Linked DNA regions of Homo sapiens: region 2 is linked to region 1. A link is an interaction called in ENCODE POLR2A ChIA-PET data of the cell type or tissue named here. Cell type or tissue: GM12878. All regions are shown on one strand. Each heading gives the region's core, and the rest is flanking DNA. Links, peaks and the distances in the headings are about the cores only. Region 1 overlaps EED (embryonic ectoderm development). Region 2 overlaps PICALM (phosphatidylinositol binding clathrin assembly protein).

Evidence for each region. Peaks named below come from ENCODE experiments on the same cell type or tissue, not always from the same donor. Only the 100,000 strongest peaks of a DNase experiment are listed, where the experiment ranks them.
Region 2: POLR2A ChIA-PET joins it to region 1 with 10 read pairs; 11 of 35 experiments call an interaction of 5 or more read pairs at or near these places.

What each region holds. Positions count from the first base shown.
Region 1 is chr11:86,251,070-86,260,674 of GRCh38, reverse strand. It overlaps EED (embryonic ectoderm development), which reads right to left. Exons shown (of 12, transcript NM_003797.5): 3 at 8,435-8,527; 4 at 5,388-5,453; 5 at 4,163-4,288; 6 at 3,079-3,160. Among named protein-coding and RNA genes, the nearest start is that of EED, 11 kb to the right of the region's middle. RefSeq lists an enhancer at 4,460-4,509. In GM12878, for the core only: no CTCF peak of the experiment used is centred there; a DNase peak (open chromatin) is centred at 4,588; H3K4me3 peaks cover 2,077 bases; H3K27ac peaks cover 2,300 bases.
Region 2 is chr11:86,009,605-86,019,209 of GRCh38, reverse strand. It overlaps PICALM (phosphatidylinositol binding clathrin assembly protein), which reads left to right. Exons shown (of 20, transcript NM_007166.4): 5 at 4,247-4,340; 6 at 6,818-6,929; 7 at 8,074-8,180. Among named protein-coding and RNA genes, the nearest start is that of PICALM, 55 kb to the left of the region's middle. In GM12878, for the core only: no CTCF peak of the experiment used is centred there; no DNase peak of the experiment used is centred there; H3K27ac peaks cover 280 bases.

The DNA.
Region 1 (9,605 bases), core at 626-8,625:
AATTGAAAGGGGACTGAGATTTATGATTTTTACAGTAAGCTGAAAACATAACTACATATATCATGCACAATTTTATAGAATGACAGTCCCTCTTCAAAAATTATGCAGCTATAATTTGAGCAATGTTATATTAAACATTAATAAAGAATGTACAGCAGTAGCTCACACCTGTAATCCCAGCACTTTGGGAGGCCAAGGTGTGAGGATCTTTTGAGGCCAGGAGTTTGAGACCAGGTTGGACAACATAATGAAACCGTATCTCTACAAAAAATTTTTAAAAATTAGCCAGGCATGGTGGTGTGCACATGTAGTCCCAGCTACTCAGAAGGATGAGGTGGGAACATTGCTTGAGGCCAGGAGCTCAAGCTACAGTGAGCTGTGATCACATCACTCTACTATAGCCTGGTTGACAGAGTGAGATCCTGTCTCTAAAACAGTATTTAAAAAAAAGAAAGAATGTAAAGCAAAGACACGTCATGTAAGCTTGAAATATAACAATGTTCATTCTGTCTGTGAATATAAATGCATCACATAAACACCCCAGAGGTAGTAATACATGTGAAAATTAACAGTGCTGTAAAAATGATTCCTTGATTTCAATTTTGTACAAGCTTTTGTATGGACATGTTATTTCTGTTGGGGATACATATGTACACCCCCACCCACACAACCCTAGGATATACATACATATGTAAACATCTAGGATTAGTGACTCTGTAACATTTTGAGGAACTGCCAGATTGTTTTTCAAAGTAGTTACATTTTACATTCCCACCAGCAGTGTCTGAGAGGGCTCTGATTTCTTCTTGTGCCAGTCAATACTTGTTAGTATCTAACGTTTTTATTACAGCCACCCTAAGTAGGTGTGAAGTGGTATTTCATTATGGTTTTGATTTGTATTTCCTTAATGATTAATATGTTAAACATCTTTTCATGTGCTCAGTGGCCATCTGTGTATGCTCTGTGAAGAAATGTCATTCAGAACTTTTGGCCATTTTTAAATTGGGCTGTCTTTTTATTGTTGAGCTATAAAAATTCTTGATACACGTCCCTTATTAGCTGGGAATCATGGCTCATGCCTGTAATCCCAGCAGTTTAGGAGGCCAAGGTAGGAGGACTGCTTGAGGCCAGGAGTTTGAGGACCAGTCTAGGTAACACAGGGAGACCTCATCTCTACAAAAACATTTTTTACAAAATTAGCCAGGTATGGCGGCACGTGCCTGTAGTCCTAACTACTTGGTAGGTTGAGGCTACAGTGAGCCATGATCACACCACTGCACTCAACCTGGGTGACTGGGCAAGACCCTGTCTCCAAAAACAAAAAATAAAAATCAAAGTCCTTTATCAGAATGATTTATAAATATTTTTTCTCCTTTTGAGTAGGCTTTTTTACTTTCTTGATAGTATCACTTGGAGCAAAATTCTTATTCATGCTCAAACTTCTGATTTTTAAAAATGCTCTTACTGACACAATAGAGGAAGACCAGGGTTAAAAGTTGTGATGTTGGGCTGTGCGCAGTGGCTCACGCCTATAATCCCAGCACTTTGGGAGGCCGATGCGGGTGGACCACCTGAGGTCAGGAGTTTGAGACCAGCCTGGCCAACATGGAGAAACCTCATCTCTACTAAAAATAAAAAAAATTAGCCAGGCATGGTGGAGGGCGCCTGTAATCCCAGCTACTCGGGAGGGTCAGGCAGGAGAATCACCTGAACCCAGGAGGCAGAGGTTGCAGTGAGCCGAGATAGAGCCATTGCACTCCAGCCTGGGCGCCAAAGCAAGACTCTGTCTCAAAAATAAATAAATAAATAAATAAATAGAGGCAGGACGCAGTGGCTCACACCTGTAATCTCAGCACTTTAGGAGGCTGAGACAGGCGGATCAACTGAGGTCAGGAGTTCAAGACCAGCCTGACCCATGTGGAGAAACCGTATCTCTACTAAAAATACAAAAATTAGCCGGGCATGGTGGTACATGCCTGTAATCCCAGCTACTCGAGAGGCTGAGGCAGGAGAATCTCTTAAACCCGGGAGGCAGAGGTTGCAGTCAGCCGAGATTGCACCATTGCGCTCCAGCCTCCGCAACAAGAGCGAAACTTTGTCTCAAAAAAAAAAAAAAAAACCAAAAAACAAAGAAAAGAGAAAAAAAAAGTTGTAATATTTAGAACAAGTGAGGCATTACGGTCTATACAGTTGTTCAGAAATATCTGAGCCCCAATTAGTGTTATCAAGAGACAAGAAAAAGTAATCAACTCTTCCTAGAGGTAGTGATTTCCAAAATGCAATGCTTTCCCTTTATGGGAATATTTCAAATAACTTATCCTGAAAAACGTAGCATTTTTAAGAAATTCTATAGGAAATCCTTTATAAAACAAAAGCTTTTTTAAAAAATAAAAAAGCAATATGAATTTTCATATGTAGTATTTATTATTACATGATTGGACAAAATGATTTGGATATGCTAACATAGCCTGGGATTTTCCTACTAAAATGTACTGTTATAACCTTTTTTTTAATTTGGCTTTATTTCCTTAGAACACTATCTGTCCATACACTGGGGCCTACTGGAGGGTAGAGGGTGGGAGGAGTAAGAAGATCAGGAAAAATAACTAACAGATACTAGACTTAAAATAAAACAGGACCTGTCAACCTAAGTAACAGAGAGGCTCTCTAAAATAAAAGATGTTTATATGGAAATAATGCACTGCAATGAGAATGTACATGCCAAAGTAAACTATGTGTGTTCTCCGAGACGTAAAGGAAAGACAGAGGTTTTTAAAGAAAAAAATGAGAAGGATTACATAATTGTTTTGAAATAAGATTGGCCACAAAATCAGTAACAAGGGTGATGCCAGTCTCAGGATGGAGAGGCACTTACTGCCAGTATTTTCTGTGTAAGGCTGTGATGGCCTTTGTGCAAGGTTGTGGTTGTGTTTTTTTGTGAGTTTTTATTATCAGACATACAAGCATGTGGACTCTCTTCTCATGGTTTTTCCTATTTGTCAGGGTTTTCTTGACATTAGTGACTCCATCTTAATTCTGACAAATTGCACAGACTCAAGAAACATTTGCTTCACTTACCTTTACTTACTGACAGGAGAAGATTTGGATCTCTTGGATGGAATTTCAGCTCATTGATAGCATTTCCATGGCCAACATAGTGCTACAATAAATTTAAAACATTTCAAGTTTCCTATCTCAAAATCAGTAAATTTTTTTTCATAAATCTTTAGAGAATGTAAAAATAGTTTCACTTAAAGTAGTGGTTCTCAACCTTGGCTGCATACTAAAATCACCCAACAAACTTGAGGTGAAAAGGAAAAAAAAAAAAAAAAAAGACCCCAGGCACAGTGGGTGGCTCATGTTTTTAATCCAAGCACTTTGGAAAGCTAAGGCAGAATCGCTTGAGGTCAGGAGTTCAAGACCAGTCAGAGCAATGCAGCAAGACCCTATCTTCATACACACACACACACACACACACACACACACACAAATTAAAAATTGGCCCCAGCTACTTGAGAGGCTGAGGCAGGAGGATCGCTTGAGCCCAGGAGACGGGCTGCAGTGAGCTATAATCATGCTACTACATTCCAGCCCGGGCAAAGGAGTCAGAATCTGTCTCAGAACAAAAAAAAAAAAAGATGCTCAAAACTCCACCTGCAGATATTCTGATCGGATTAGCGGAGGCTCCAATATGCGTAGGGTTTTAAGCATCCTCAGGAGAGTGTGATGTAGCCCAACAGTTAAAAACAGGTGATGAAAGTGATTTGAAAAACCCGTCTTCTTATCAACTTCCTAGGCTTCACCTTTATGTTCGTTACAAGGTCCCTTTGATAACACCCCTCCAGTTTAGGTGTCTTGGAAAATGGACTCCCTCTTATTGTTCATTTAGAGCCTCTCAAAGTAAACCATGACAAGGGTGAAAGAGGGAAATGATTTAAAAAGAAAGCACTACAAATATTAACATTTTCCCACTTATTCCTTAATTTACATTACCCAAATGTGACAAACGTCTCAAAAGACTCATCCAAAGAGAGCAGTAAGAAAAGTACAAATCAAATGAGAAATGTTACATTCATACCATTAGTTTTAAATTTAACATTACAAGTTTTTACAGTTGTGGATTCAAAAGAAGCAGATCTACAATTTAACCAGAAAAACCCACCTTTATACACTGCATTGTTATAGGATTTATTATCCTAATTATGCCTCTAGATCCAGCTACAGCCAGCAGAGGATGGCTCGTATTGCTATCATAGGTCCATGCACAAGTGTAAAAGTTTTCATCAGCCTAAGAAATTCCACAGTTAAGAAACATAATGTTTTTGAAAAAGAAACATGTCAATAATTATAATAGAAACTTATAAAGAACTGCTAAAGTTTTTGACACCAAAGTTCTCAATTTTCCTTATACAACCAAATATATACAATGGTGATTTGAGGTCTAAAATCCATAACAAATGATCAAACAAAATTACAGTCTCTCCACTCAATTTTGTTTACTCTTTAGCTGCTTGTACAACTACTCAACTCTGTAGTTGCAGTACCAAAATAACTGCAGAAAATATACAAATGAATGGGCATGGTTGTGTTCAAAACAAAACTTTACAAAAACAGGTGACCAACCTGCACGCTGTAGTTTAACCTCTGCTCTATCCCCATACCTCTATAAATATCTAAAAAAGAACAATTCAGTTTTCCACTTTTTTCTTTGTGAGACAGTCTCAATACAACAACAGGTCACATTTCAATATCTTTTAGAGAAGACTGAATGTCCTTGCCTTGTCTTGTTTGCTAGGTTTTTCAAATGGATCTGGAAGAAATATCTTATTACTTAGCTTTTACCGCTCTAACTCGGGCTTTTCAAATTTTTCTGTTTCTTTATGAACCTGTTTTGCAATTTTTATTTCCTATTTTATTTTATTTTTATATATTTTATTTTTCCTAAACTTTTTTTTTCTTCCTAGGCTTCGTTGATCAAATACTTAGAATGACTACCAGTCACAAGCCAAGTTCATCATTATAACTACAATGAAATGATATATTCTAGGCAAGGTCAAAGAAAAAGGAGGTTTTAATCAGTCTTTGCTAATATTTTCTATTACTAGATTTCTAATGCTCCTATCTCTATAGACATCTGCACCCAACCAGCACATCCATCCCACAATGGATTCTTTTCTTTTTCTTTTTGCCTAGCTGAGTTGACACATACCACAATGGATTTCTAAGGGTCAGGAAAACTAGATACAGGATTCTCTTGGGTGATAGTGAAGAAATCGGTTAAGAAAGAACAATAACTTTAGGGAAATGATTAATTTATAAAAGTTTTGGTGCACTTATTGAAAATAAATTCCTTTGACTAAAGATATTAAAAACCCAGGAAAGGATACATCAGCATCCACGTAAGATTGCAACAACCGGATTTCTCCTTGTGAATGACATTCATACAAGGTAACCTAATGAAAATAAAAATACAGTAAATTTCATCTCAAGTATAGAAAACATACTCTCTCCAACTTTTAAACATATTTTAATCGCAATCCTATCTTAAATATACTACAGAAACTACTGCCTTAAAATACCTCCTGTGAGCTTAAAGAAGCCATTATAAAGCTGAATGTTTTACATAATACACAGAGCATATTAAATATTGCAGTAATAGTCGTTTCGATTTCCAATCTTTTAAACTTATATTTCATCCATTCAATTGCCTAGGCAACATAGCAAAACCCCATCTCTATTAAAAAATAAATATTAGGCCGGGCACGGTGGCTCACGCCTGTAATCCCAGCATTTTGGGAGGCCAAGGCATGCGGATCATGAGGTCAAGAGATCAAGACCATCCTGGCCAATATGGTGAAACCCTGTCTCTACCAAAAATACAAAAATTAGCTGAGCGTGGTGGCACATGCCCGTAATCCCAGCTACTCAGGAGGCTGAGGCTGGTGAATCACTTGAACCCGGGAGGCGGAGGTTGCAGTGAGCCGAGATTGCACCATTGCACTCCAGCCTGGCAACAAAAGCGAAACTCTGTCTCAAAAAAAAATAAAATAAAATAAGTCCGGACACAGTGGCTCATGTCTTTAATCCCAGCACTTTGGGAGGCCGAGGCGGGTGGATCACGAGGTCAGGAGATCAAGACCATCCTGGCTAACACGGTGGAACCCCGTCTCTACTAAAAATACAAAAATTAGGTGGGTGTGGTGGCATGTGCCTGTAGTCCCAGCTACTCAGGAGGCTGAGACAGGAGAATCGCTAGAACCCAGGAGGCAGAAGTTGCAGTGAGCCAAGATTGCACCACTGCACTCCAGCCTGGGCAACAGAGAGAGACTCAGTCTCAAAAAAAAAAAAAAACCATAAAAAATAAAAATTCAAATAAAAATAAGTCTTTGGATAGTTTTGGAGTATTTACATATTAGTTACATATTTAAAAGTCTACAATTTGCTTAATGAATTATTTTCTCATGGGTACAGATAATCAAACATTAACTTTCACATGTATGATAGCCTTTTTCATTTGTTGCATACTCTAAAATTAAAACTATACATACACCATACACAATTTTGTAATACTAAACTTTTATAAATTTCTTTCCATTTTCTTTTTTTTTTTTTTTTTTTTTTTTTTTGAGACAGAGTTTCACTCTTGTCGTCCAGACTGGAGTGCAATGGCATGATCTTGGCTCACTGCAACCTCTGCCTCCCGGATTCCAGTGATCCTCCTGCCTCAGCCTCCCGTGTAGCTGAGATTACAGGCACTCGCTATCATGCCCAGCTAATTTTTGTGTTTTTAGTAGAGACAGGGTTTCACCACGTTGGTCAGGCTGGTCTCGAACTCCTGAGTTCAGGTGATCCACCTGCCTCAGCCTCCCAAAATGCTGGGATTACAGGCGTGAGCCACTGTGCCCGGCCCCATTTTTCTTATAGCTTATAGTCAGTCACATTAGCAAAAACCTATTATTATTTTATAATAGTACTGAAGACCTCTGAAGATCCTGTGTATCATCACAACCTATTAATTCATTATCTCCTCTATGTTAATGTTCAAAAAAAATTCTTTATATGGCTGCTAACTAGGTTATGTCTTATGTGGTAATTGTTTTTGTTTTCTTTCTTCCTTTTAAAGAAATTCTAACAGCAGAACTTTTTATAATTCAATAAACTATATGACACCCCTTTATGTCACTTTAAATAAAAATAGGGATTCTTTTTGTTAGAAAACCTAAAACACTGCAATCAGCACACTGGAGCACAAACTATACCAATTATAATACTATCAAAGCTAAATATTAACTTAGGTTTACAGTGGTGTCTTAAAAGTGGACTCAAATTTAATTAATGCACTACATTCCCAACTAGGAAAAAAATAACCTCAACCTTTTCTTAAAACCGCAAAATTTTTCCTCTGAATTGTTGTTTTCAAAGAATCTAGGAACTAAACAACTATAAGCAGACTACATTATCTTAAAACCTACATTTGACTAAACACCAAAAACAGAAGAAAAAAAGCTATTATTTCATGTTATCAACTTCAGTGGTAACTTAAAAATATTTAGAGTTTCAATGAATTGACCTTGTCAAATAGTAAAAGGCCTAGAGCCTTACATGTCATTATAAAATTTCCTTAAAAGGCTGGACATGGTGGCTCATGACTGCAACCCCAGCTCTTTGGGAGGCCAAGGCAGGTAGATTGCTTGAGCCCAAGAGTTCAAGACCAGCATGGGCAACACGGTGAAAACCTATCCCTACAAAAAAAATTAGCCAGGGATGGTAGTGCATGCCTGTAGCTACTCAGAAGGCTGACATGGGAGGATCACCTGAGCCCCAGAAGTTGAGGCTGCAGTAAGCCTTGATTAACCACTGCACTCCATCCTGGAGGAAGGAGTAAGACTCTCTCTCTCTCAAAAACAAACAACAACAACAACAACAACAATCACCACCAAACACTACCTGTCTCAAAACAAAAAAACCCAGCAAACTCAAATGTTTACTGCAAGTAATTAAAACATCTCAATAACTTATTTAAATCCACTGGATTTATGCTTCATTTATAGAGCCATTCATTACCTTAATTTTAAAAAAATCACAGCCAGTTCTTACGCTATTTGAATGATAAATACCAAAATCACTTTAAAAAGAACGCCAATTAAAAAAAAAAAAAAAGGACGCCAATTCTTTCAACCAAGTATTTATGAAGACAAATACAAGTATAAAACCTGTTTCATAAATAATTAGGGGTAATATATTAAATATAGATGTATTTTCAGCCATGCATACTAGTTTTAATTAATTTCTAGAAACCTTCACTCTTACATGAAAGAATCATATTGCTAAACCAGCTTCACAAAATGCACTTTGAAATTATTCTATTTCAATATTACATTAACACCAGATCTGGAAATCAAGCCAAATACTAAATAGACCCCTTAACACTCACTCTGTTGCTTCCTACAGTTGCAAACACTAATGGATCTCCTTCTTTACTGTGCCAGTTAAACTGAACTCCAAACAATGGTTGGTTATGATCTTCCTATAAAATAATCATGAAATAAGAAAAGATTAATGTATCTTACAAACCAGAAAATGACAGTAAACTAACCTATCCCCTTCTTTTTTCCAAAATGCAATACATTATTTTGTGTATCATACATAAGCTAACTTTTGACACTAAAATTAAAAGATGTCTACTAGTCTAGTTTTCACATTTTAAAATATTGTGTATGATAAAGTTTTATCACAACCAAAGGCTGAAATCACAAGTTAGGTAATAACCGCTTACCTACGAAAACACTTATAATATTTGCCTTTTTCTTAATAAGCCAATCATATTCTGAATCACAATAAACTGGATAATTTTGGTGGATACAAAAGGACACAATTTATTTTTCTGAAACAGGAAATTAACAGATGGCCTTAATAGCTTCTCTGGCATTCACTAAATTTTATAAGGCTAAATTTTTCCCTTGTAAAGTGAAGCATAGCAGACTCCATTCAAATCACTGTTTTCTGTTAGTCAGAATGAGAATATCTGAACACTGGGGACTAGGGGAAGAAATAAACTGTAACTGCACAGTTACCAGGAGGCTATAGGAGATGTACAAAGAACAATTATGCACTTTTGTTCACAAAGTTATTTTTCAGCTTTAGGATTTTACTGGCCAACTTCTGGCATTTAACACTGACTTTCAGATGCAGTTTAAGGCACTGTTTTCACTTTTAAAGTACGTCTTTCGTTTTCTCATCATTTGAAAAGCCACAGCTTTAGGATTTTGAAATACTGCCTTAAGTATAAAAGGCAGCTAAAAACATCTTCCAGGTACAGTACCTAAAAGTAGTACGTTAATGTAAATAAATATGCACATGAAACTATAATTGACTTTTAAAAAATATGCTGAGATTAATTTCTCTCCTTTTACAGGAGCAAAATCTGACACACTGAGCATCGAATTTTTGCTACACAGACAGAAAAATGTCATAGTCATAGCTTCTTATGCTTTCCCAAAACTTTACTTATAAAAAATATATTTGGATATTTAGAAAAGGTTTTAACTTACATATGTATGAGATAATACACATTTTTCCTCAGTATAGAAAAAAATAGCCTCACA
Region 2 (9,605 bases), core at 527-8,526, 240 kb after region 1:
AAACCTCAGTAGGCTACACCTTTTGGAGAGGACTCTCATTGTAAGTAGTAAAGTTTGATTTATTAAGATTTTTTTTTATGTTTACAAAAGTAATAAAATTTAAGAAAAATACCATCCTAATTCATAGAAAATGTTAACATTTTAGTGTGTCTAACCTTTTCTGTGCGAGTAAATAGAAATATGTATATAAAGGCACATAGAAAATTACATAAAAATTGGATCAGATTCTTTGAAGGCTGCTTTTCTTCCCCTCCTGTGTATTTTGGACATTTTCAATGTCTGTACACATAGATCCATCTCATTTTTTTCTTTTTTTTTTTTAAGTCAGAGTCTGGCTCTATCACCCAGGCTGGGGTGCAGTGGCGTGCTCTTGGCTCACTGCAACCTCCACCTCCCGGGTTCAAGCGATTCTTCTGTCTCAGCCTCCCAAGTAGTTGGGACTACAGGTGCCCGCCACAATGCCCAGCTAATTTTTGTATTTTTAGTAGAGATGGGGTTTTGCCATGTTGGCCAGGCTGATCTTGAGCTCCTGACCTCAAGTGAGCTACCTGTCTCGGCCTCCCAAAGTGCTGAGATTACAGGCATGAGCCACCTCATCTGGCCTCAATCCATCTCATTCTTATGAATGGCTGTAGAATTATGTTGCAGGTGTACATCTGATTTATTCCCTTTTTTTAATCTTATAAAAGCAGTGGATTGACCATCCTTTTATGTATGGTTGCATTGAGTTTTTCTATAGAATAAATTATTAAAATTGATGAGTCATTGAGATATATATACATTTAACATTTTAATACAAAACACCAAATTATCCTTTATAAAAGTTATACTAAATTATTGGCTTAAATAGTTATTTGTATTCTTCCATCATCATGAAAAATGCGTTCATATGTGTTCATTTTATATTAGTTGATTGAATAAATGGTGATATTGAGCACACTCCCCCTTCCTTTTGAATGCCATACTTGTTTTATTAATTGTCTTTTGATGTCCATTGACAGCTTCTCTATTGGGTTTTTCACTCTTTTCCATTGTGTTTAATAGTGGTAAGAACTCACAAGCTTTTTTAGTCAGATGAATCTAGGTTTGAATTCTAGCTTCACACCAATTAGATGAGAGACTTCAGTGAGATACTTTAGCTGGTTTACTGACTTTTAAAAAATAATATTACTTTAAAATAATTTCACTTCCAGAAATGTAGCAAGAATATTAGAGAACTTCTGTATACTTTACTCAGAACCACCAGTTTTTAGCATTTTGCCACATCTGCATTTCTCTTTCTGTGTATATTCACACAGGCGCACACACACATTTTTTTCTGAACCATTTGAGAGTGGGTTACATACCTGATGCCTTTTATAGTTTATATCTTTTAATACTTTGGTGAATATTTTCTAAAAACAAGGATATTTTATTACGTATCTATCAGCTTGCTAAACTTCTTTCACATGGTGGCACACAAACTGTTAACTATTTATACAAGAGACTACTTGAGGCTAAAGGGTTAAAAAGGATCAACATCTTGGCACACTTATAACCCTTTCTACCATACTAGTATGCTGTGGCAAAACTGGGAAGGCCTTACTTAAGCTCTGAGTTATTTCATCTGTAAAATTACGATGTTAATTAGTACTTTCCTGTCAGGATTGTTGTGAGAATTAAATGGGATATTGTATGTAGTGCTTAACACATAACAAACACTCAACAAATGAACTTTTTGTATATTAGGAAAATAAATTGTTATAGGTTATGAGTATTTTTCCTTGTTTTTTAACATTGTTAAAAGCTTTACAATCTTAGGTGATCAAAATCATTATCTTCATTTTTATGTTTTTTATCTTTCAAGCAAGCTCAGTGAGCTAAAATGATTATGTTTTCATCAGTTATATTTATGGATTAGGTGTTTTATATTTTAATCTTGGATTCATTTGGAATCTACCATGGTAGGAAAAACATGAGGTAGAAGCTAACTTTTTTTTTTTTTTTTGAGACAGAGTCTCACTCTGTCACCCAGGCTGGAGTGCAGTGGCGTGATCTCTGCTCCCTGCAACCTCCGCCTTCCAGATTCAAGCGATTCTCCCACCTCAGCCTCCCGAGTATCTGGGACTATAGGCGCATGCCACTGTGCCCGGCTACTTTTTGTATTTTTTAGTAGAGATGGGGTTTCACCATATTGGCCAGGCTGGTCTCGAAATCCTGACCTCGTGATCCACTCGCCCCTCAGCCTCCCAAAGTGCTGGGATTACAAGCGTGAGCCAACGCGCCCAGCCTTAGCCAACACTTTTTAAATAGAAATATAGTTTGGGTGGCAAGAAGACCAGACAATTGCTTTTTGTTATTTTCTGTTCCAGAATGAAATATTTTGGGAGTTAAGAGCTGAGAGCTTATGTGTTTCATGTAAGGAGACAAGGAAAGAGAAGAGGATTCGAAGATACTTAGGAGAGGATTTTATTAGAGACGGCTAAGAGGATTGCTGGCAATGTTGAGTATTCATTTGAGGTTGATGATCATGAGTTTATAGTTTTGCCAGTTTGCCCAGTTGTGCTGTTTTCTTTACCAGCACTCAGCTATGTGTGTACAGGCATGGATTAGTTAGGTGTTTGCTCAGCCAGGATAGTGAATTTGCCAGATGACTGAAATGCAGGGAAGAAAAGAGGTGCAAGAAAGTTAAAGGTATTTGTAAAGGAGTGATTATATTAATGATCTGTGGAATTCTAAGCTAGATGAAGAAAGTAAAAATGAGAAAGGATCAATGTGGGTAGTGGTGGAGTTGAAACATTGAAGTTTCTGATGAGGTCAAATAGTTTTTACCACAGGGATATGTGACCAAAGCAGCTGAAAGGTTAAAAGGTAATTGTCACAGAATAAGGTGTCTGAATTTTACCTTTTTTTGTTGTTGTTCTTCAGGGGTGGGGCTAGGATGATGTGGTTTCTGGGGGCAGTAAGGTTAGAATCAGGGATTTTGACATCAAGGTGTTGGATTGGTTGTCCATGTAGATGTTGAAGCTAATGACAAGAAAGACTGAGCCAATGTTCAAATCTTCTGTGATGGAGAAGTAACCAGAGGTAAAAAAATGACATCAGTAAGAAGAGTTGCAAAAGAAGGAATGGTGTCCTCAGCCCAAGCTCCAGCAGCTGCTTCCAGCCAATGCTGTTTAGCACTTGAGCGGAAACAGGCATCCATAAGTTAACACATTAGGGAGAATTAGGCCGAAGCTGATCAATAGGTGACTACTTAAGGCAGTCTAGTATTTGGTTATTAAACTTTGTTGTGTCCTACAAAGCACAGTTGTTGCTTTTTATAGCTTAATTGTTTTTTGGCGTCTGAGGTCATAGTTCATGGTTTATCGTAGGGTAGAACAGCCATTTATAAGTATAGGTCATTTGTAAATTAGGGGAACCTGACATATTTTTTGGAAATGCCTTGTTACTCAACCAAACAGTAAATCAGTAGAATGAGGATTTGAAAATGATAGGGCAATCTCTGAATAATACTTAGTGTGATATATAATAAGCTCTTAATATTAGTTGTGTACGTTAGCCCCAGTACCTTTCATGTACTGGTTTTTAAATCTGTTTTGGTGCTGCCAATAATTTCTCTATCTTTAGAAATATCTGTTTGGAAATATTTAACAGACTATTTTATTAAAGGCTGTCCATTGAAAGTATCTCTTGTGTAATAGCCAGATTAGAATGATTTGGTAAAATTGTTCTTTATTTTGTAATAAAGTAGTTTTAGTTATAATTTCTGAATTAAAAGCCATTGCTGTTGGGTCATGAATAAAATACTTTAAATAAAACAGAGCTCTAAGACTTTGTTAACTCTTGGCCTACAGAGTGTTTAACTGTTTTTTGACTTGAGGCAAATGATTATTTTATTTGTAATTTTAAAAAATGGTAAAACTGCTCTTTACACACCAATGATTGTGAGGATCAGATCATTTCATCTTGTGAAAATACAAGCTATAGACCTTGCTGTATAATGTATACTTTTGCTTTTATGGCTCATGCTTTATGTTCTTTTTTAGTTCTAAATGAGTACCTTGATATTTGACATATTGTGTTGCCTGTTTTTGTTTTTTCTGTATGATCTCTGCTTCAGTTTTCATGTTCCATAATGACTTAAAAATATGTGACATTTCATAGCAACTTGGTTCTCTGTTTTAGTAGAAAACCAGGGGGGGAGTTTGAAATGTAGATTTAATTGCAGATTCATTTGTTTATTTCTCTGGTTTTTTCATAACAGGGCTGATGGAGTTATGAGAACAATGAACACAGAAAAACTCCTAAAAACTGTACCAATTATTCAGAATCAGATGGATGCACTTCTTGATTTTAATGTGAGTTATGCTTTTGTAATTTAAGATTTTAAAAAATTAGGTCATTATAATTCATGAGAATTTTTAACCTCAAGTTTTCACAGACTCTAGTTTTTCACATCCTGATATCCTATATGGCTAAGGATTTTTTATAAAATAGTCTCAAGTCAAATTACTTTCTGATTTTTATGACTGTTTTGGATTTATTTCTTTAGTGCTTCTCTAGCTCTAGAATTTTAAGATATACAAGCTAAAGTGGTGAAAGGATTGATCTGAAAATATATTTTCTTTTGATAATGGCTTTTAGATCTTGAAAATGTACAGGGATATTTTTTAAATAAATAGCCAACTTAATATTTTACTTTTGTCTATTTAATGGGACTCAAAGCATGGCAATTATTCAGAAGAAGAAGTTTAAATAGCAGTTATAATAGCTTATTATGTAGCTATTGCCCAAGGGCATTGTGTTCGCTGGAATTTTTGTTTTAATGACCATGACTTGAACCAAGCTGCCAGCTTTGTCATTCATTTATAATGTGTTAGAAGTTAACGTTTTCAACTCTGTTCTGTTTTTTTGTCATCTATCTTAACAATGTTTTGTTTATTATTTATTTGTCATTTTGTTTTAGAGATTGTGAGTGCAAGTTAGTGAATGGAACTGTGACAGTTTCATGCTGAAATAGATTTTTCCTTTAAATTGTTTAATTGCTAGTTTTTAAGCTTCTTCAGGGCAGGAACTAGGTCACTTTTGTTCTCTGTTGTACCCCCATTGCCTATTAATGTGGCACATAGTAAGTGTTCAGTAAACATTCAATAAATCTTACAGGTATTTCATAGACTAAAACAGAGATTATCCAACTACAGCTTACTGCCTGTTTTTGTATGTTTTTTAAGTGGTTGAAAATAATTAAATGGTATTTTGTAACAGGTGGAAGTTACATGAAATTCCAACTTCAGTGTCCTCAATAGTATTATTGGAACACAGCCAAGCTCACTGATACATATTATCTATGGCTGTTTTATGTTACAACAGCAGAGTTCAAAAGTTATGACAGAGACTGTGTGGCCCACAGTCTAAAATATTTACCATCTGACCCTTTACAAAAAAAAGTTTGCTGACCCCTGCTCTAGAAGGCATGGGGTACTGATGCAGTTATTCAACATTATTTTGGTTTGTATAGAATCTCAGGGTCCAACCATGCATATTTTTCTTAATATATTGTATTTGTTTAAAATTTCTTATTCTTTTCAATGTCTGTATTGTACTTTGTTATATAATAACAATTTATCTAATCCTCCTGTTGATAGATGTTTATTCTGTTTTTTTATCCTAAACAGTGCTACACTCAATTCTCTCTCCTCTCTCTGTCTCTTGTCTGTCTCTCCCTCTGTGTGTGTGTGTGTTTCTATTTGTAAACCTATTTCAATAGGTTTAACACCCAGAAAAAGAATGTGGTGGTTCAAATAATATAAACATTTAAATTTTTAATAAATATTGCTTATATTCCAAAAGGGTGAGCCACTAACTTCTCAACAGGTGTCTGTTTTTGCTTTTTCATCTTTTTTTTGTTTTTTTGAGACAGCATTTTTCTCTGTCACCCTGGCTGGAGTTCTGTGGCATGATCATAGCTCATTGCAGCCTCCAACTCCTGGGCTCAAGCAATCCTCCCACCTCAGCCTCCTGAGTAGCTGGGACTACAGGGGTACACCACCATGCTCAGCTGCCTTTTCTTGGTTTTAGTTTTTTGTAGAGACAAGGTCTTGCTGTGTTGCCCAGGCTGGTCTCATTTGAAACTGCCAGGCTCAAGCAATCCTCCTGCCTCGGCCTCACAAAGTGCTGGGACCACAGGCATGAGCTACCGTGTTCTTTTCTTTTTTCATTCTTATGGGCACTGAGTAATATAGTCTGATGTTCAGGAAAGGATATTTTAGTAATTTGATTTGATTATTGTATTTTAATTTACCTGATAAGTGAAGTTGTATTTCTTTTCACGTTATTATCCATATGTATTTTTTATTTTGTAAATTGTTTTCATTTACTTTATTTATTATTAGGATTCTCCCTATATAATGGACATCAGCTCTACTAGATAGTCTGCAAATAACTTTTTTACCAGTTTTTTGTTTGCCATTCAATTTTGTGCTTAGTTTTTCTATATATAACGAGTTAATTTTCATGTGCTAAAAAAGAACTTAGAATTAATTTGGTTTATCTTTTTGATTTATTCCTTGAGATAAAACTAAAAATATTTCCAGTATTCTTTTAGTCAAATAAATACAATTATCTGGTTACAGCAAATTTAATAATAATAAATAATGTTCATTTATATGGTAGCTACTGCACCGTGATCTTTATGTATGTATTAGAGAAAATAAATGTATTTTTCACTAACATGCCTAATGCATGAATTTACTGTATCTTAATTTGAAGGAAATCTTTTTGTCAATGTCATTTAAAACCTAAGATTAGCTAATTTTATTTTCCAATTTTTCCCTAGGTTAATAGCAATGAACTTACAAATGGGGTAATAAATGCTGCCTTCATGCTCCTGTTCAAAGATGCCATTAGACTGTTTGCAGCATACAATGAAGGAATTATTAATTTGTTGGGTAAATACTGCTGTAGCCTAATAACATTTCTTATCTTGTGTCATATGGATAAACAATATTGACTGAGTTGTTACTTAAAGCTGGCTAAAAATTTATTATGATATATTCATTCATTGTAACAGTTAATTTGGAGAAAAGAGTTTTATACCTAATTACTTCTGCAAGTGATTACATATTTTTATACCCAGGATGTTCAGCAAGATGAACTTTATTTTTTAGATGTATCTATGTTTTTTCCACCCATTTTATTAATTTTTAGAAATATAAAAGTGCCTTTAAAATTTAGCTGGGTTAAGATAGTAAGTTTTAGGCTGAGGCAGGAGAATTGCTTGAACCCAGGAGGCGGAGGTTGCAGTGAGCCTAGATCGTGCCATTGTACTCCAGCCTGGGCAACAAGAGCGAAACTCAGTTTCAAAAAAAAAAAAAAAACAAAAAGGATAGTAAGTTTTATGTTACAGGTATTTTACCACAATAAAAAAAGATGGGAAAAAAACAAATATTTTGTCCCAGAAGAATATTGTTTTCTCATAATCAACTCCATAATGAACTTTTAAAAAATTTAAATCTGTTTTTTATAGTCTGAAGTAACGTGGACTTACTCAGGGATGCTTTAATCTATAGGGATAGGGAAATTTGGCTTATTTTTTCACAAGTGAAAAATAAAGGTTTTTCTATAAAGCTTTGGAAGGCATAGTCTTCAATACTATAATTAGTATAAATTAACCTTTTCTATGTATACATTAAACTTAAATGAACTTTCTGAGTGACATTTGGGCATGGTAAAGTTGTTATCTTAGATAATATACTATTAGTAAGATTGGAAATAGATGTTAGTGCTGTTTTAAATGGGGTCAAGTGTGGTACGTGTTTACACACAAATATGTACTTAGGTAATTGTGAGGAAAAGTACTATGGCACAAACTAGGAATATGAGTAGGGTCAAGTAATGTTTCTTTTTTTAGTATAATAGCACCTCTATTCTAATTTGCTTTAAATACCTAAGCTAACTTAACACTGATATTTTTCTAGTAGGGTATGTATGCTCCTTTAGAGACCTATTTGGAGCTATTACCTACTTTTTTTTTCCTTTTTTGGGTGTTATATTTTGATGTGAACAAAAGAATTTTTACATTTATTTTGTCAGAAAAATATTTTGATATGAAAAAGAACCAATGCAAAGAAGGTCTTGACATCTATAAGAAGTTCCTAACTAGGATGACAAGAATCTCAGAGTTCCTCAAAGTTGCAGAGGTAAACTGTCTTTAAGTGACTGTCTCCTAACTTGCCTTTTTGTCTGTAAGTATGGATTTTGAAGTCATCACTCACTATCCAAATAAAATAAATGTCTTCAATTTAGTATTCAATCATTATTATGCTGTATTGAATTCTGTGGCAAGATATGAATATGATAAAGTAGTGAATAAAATACATGCTGTAAATTTAATTCAATAGCGAGTATTGAAAAGTTACCTGTTTTTACATTGTTTACTTCTCTATAAAATTAAGTAGGTGACATACAGTAGTGCCAGAGATTTTTATGGTTGGAATGAACCATATATTTGAGAATGTTTATTGTTAAATGTGGTAGAGAATATCCAGTATCAGTGCAGGTTTCTTTCCAGTGAGACAGCTGGAGCCATAGTTCAAAATGTTTTCGTTGGCTGGGCACCGTGGCTCAGACCTGTAATCCCAGCATTTTGGGAAGCTGAGGTGGGTGGATCACCTGAGGTCAGGAGTTCAAGACTGGCCAACATGGCAAAATCCCGTCTATACTAAAGATACAAAAATTAGCCAGTCATGGAGGCGGGCACTTGTAATCCCAGCTACTTAGGAGGCTGAGGCAGGAGAATCACTTGAGCCCAGGAGGCGGAGGTTGCAGTGAGCTGAGATCGCACCACTGCACTCCAGGCTGGGCGACAGAGCAAGACTCTATCTCAAAAAAAAAAAAAAAGCTTTTGTTCCCCGACAGAAATGGATTTTGTGTATTTATTATCATTGATTGTGAAAACTATGAATGTAGGTAATAGGATATCTAATTTTGCAGCTCTGCTTAAAAATAATTTTCTGAAATTGTCACGGAAGGCAGGTGTGGTAATACTTGCAGGCATTATCTTGCTACCACAGAGGCGTTCTTAAGGGGTTTTTTTGTTTGTTCTCCCATTCTCCAGCCTCTACCCATCTCCACCAAAGATTTCTTCCTAGGATAATTTGCTCAATTATGTCAAAGCAGTTACTTTGGAATTAGCAACATAGTGATTCTAGGCTTTGTTACTGTGGTGATATATTATTCTATATTAGATGCAATAGGACAGAACAGGATGATCAACAATAGCTTTGTTATTAGTCTGCTGTTTTATGAAGCCTACTGAAATTAATTTTGAATTTAAAAATGTTTCAAGGAGAAAGATCCTTTCCGTTTTTTAAGGGTCAGTCACGTACTAAAACAGAAGAAGGTGGTGTTTATGCTGTGATTCTAGTAAATTCTTCAAGTAAGTTTTAATTTGTTGACCTTCCCTCTTGGCCTTTTATGTTCTTTGCATTTGGTAGTTGTAGTTACAAAGTTAAGTTTTTTTTGTTTGTTTGTTTTTGAGATGAAGTCTTGCTCTTGTCCCCTAGGCTGGAGTGCAATGGCGCAATCTTGGCTCACTGCAACCTCCACCTCCTGGGTTCAAGCGA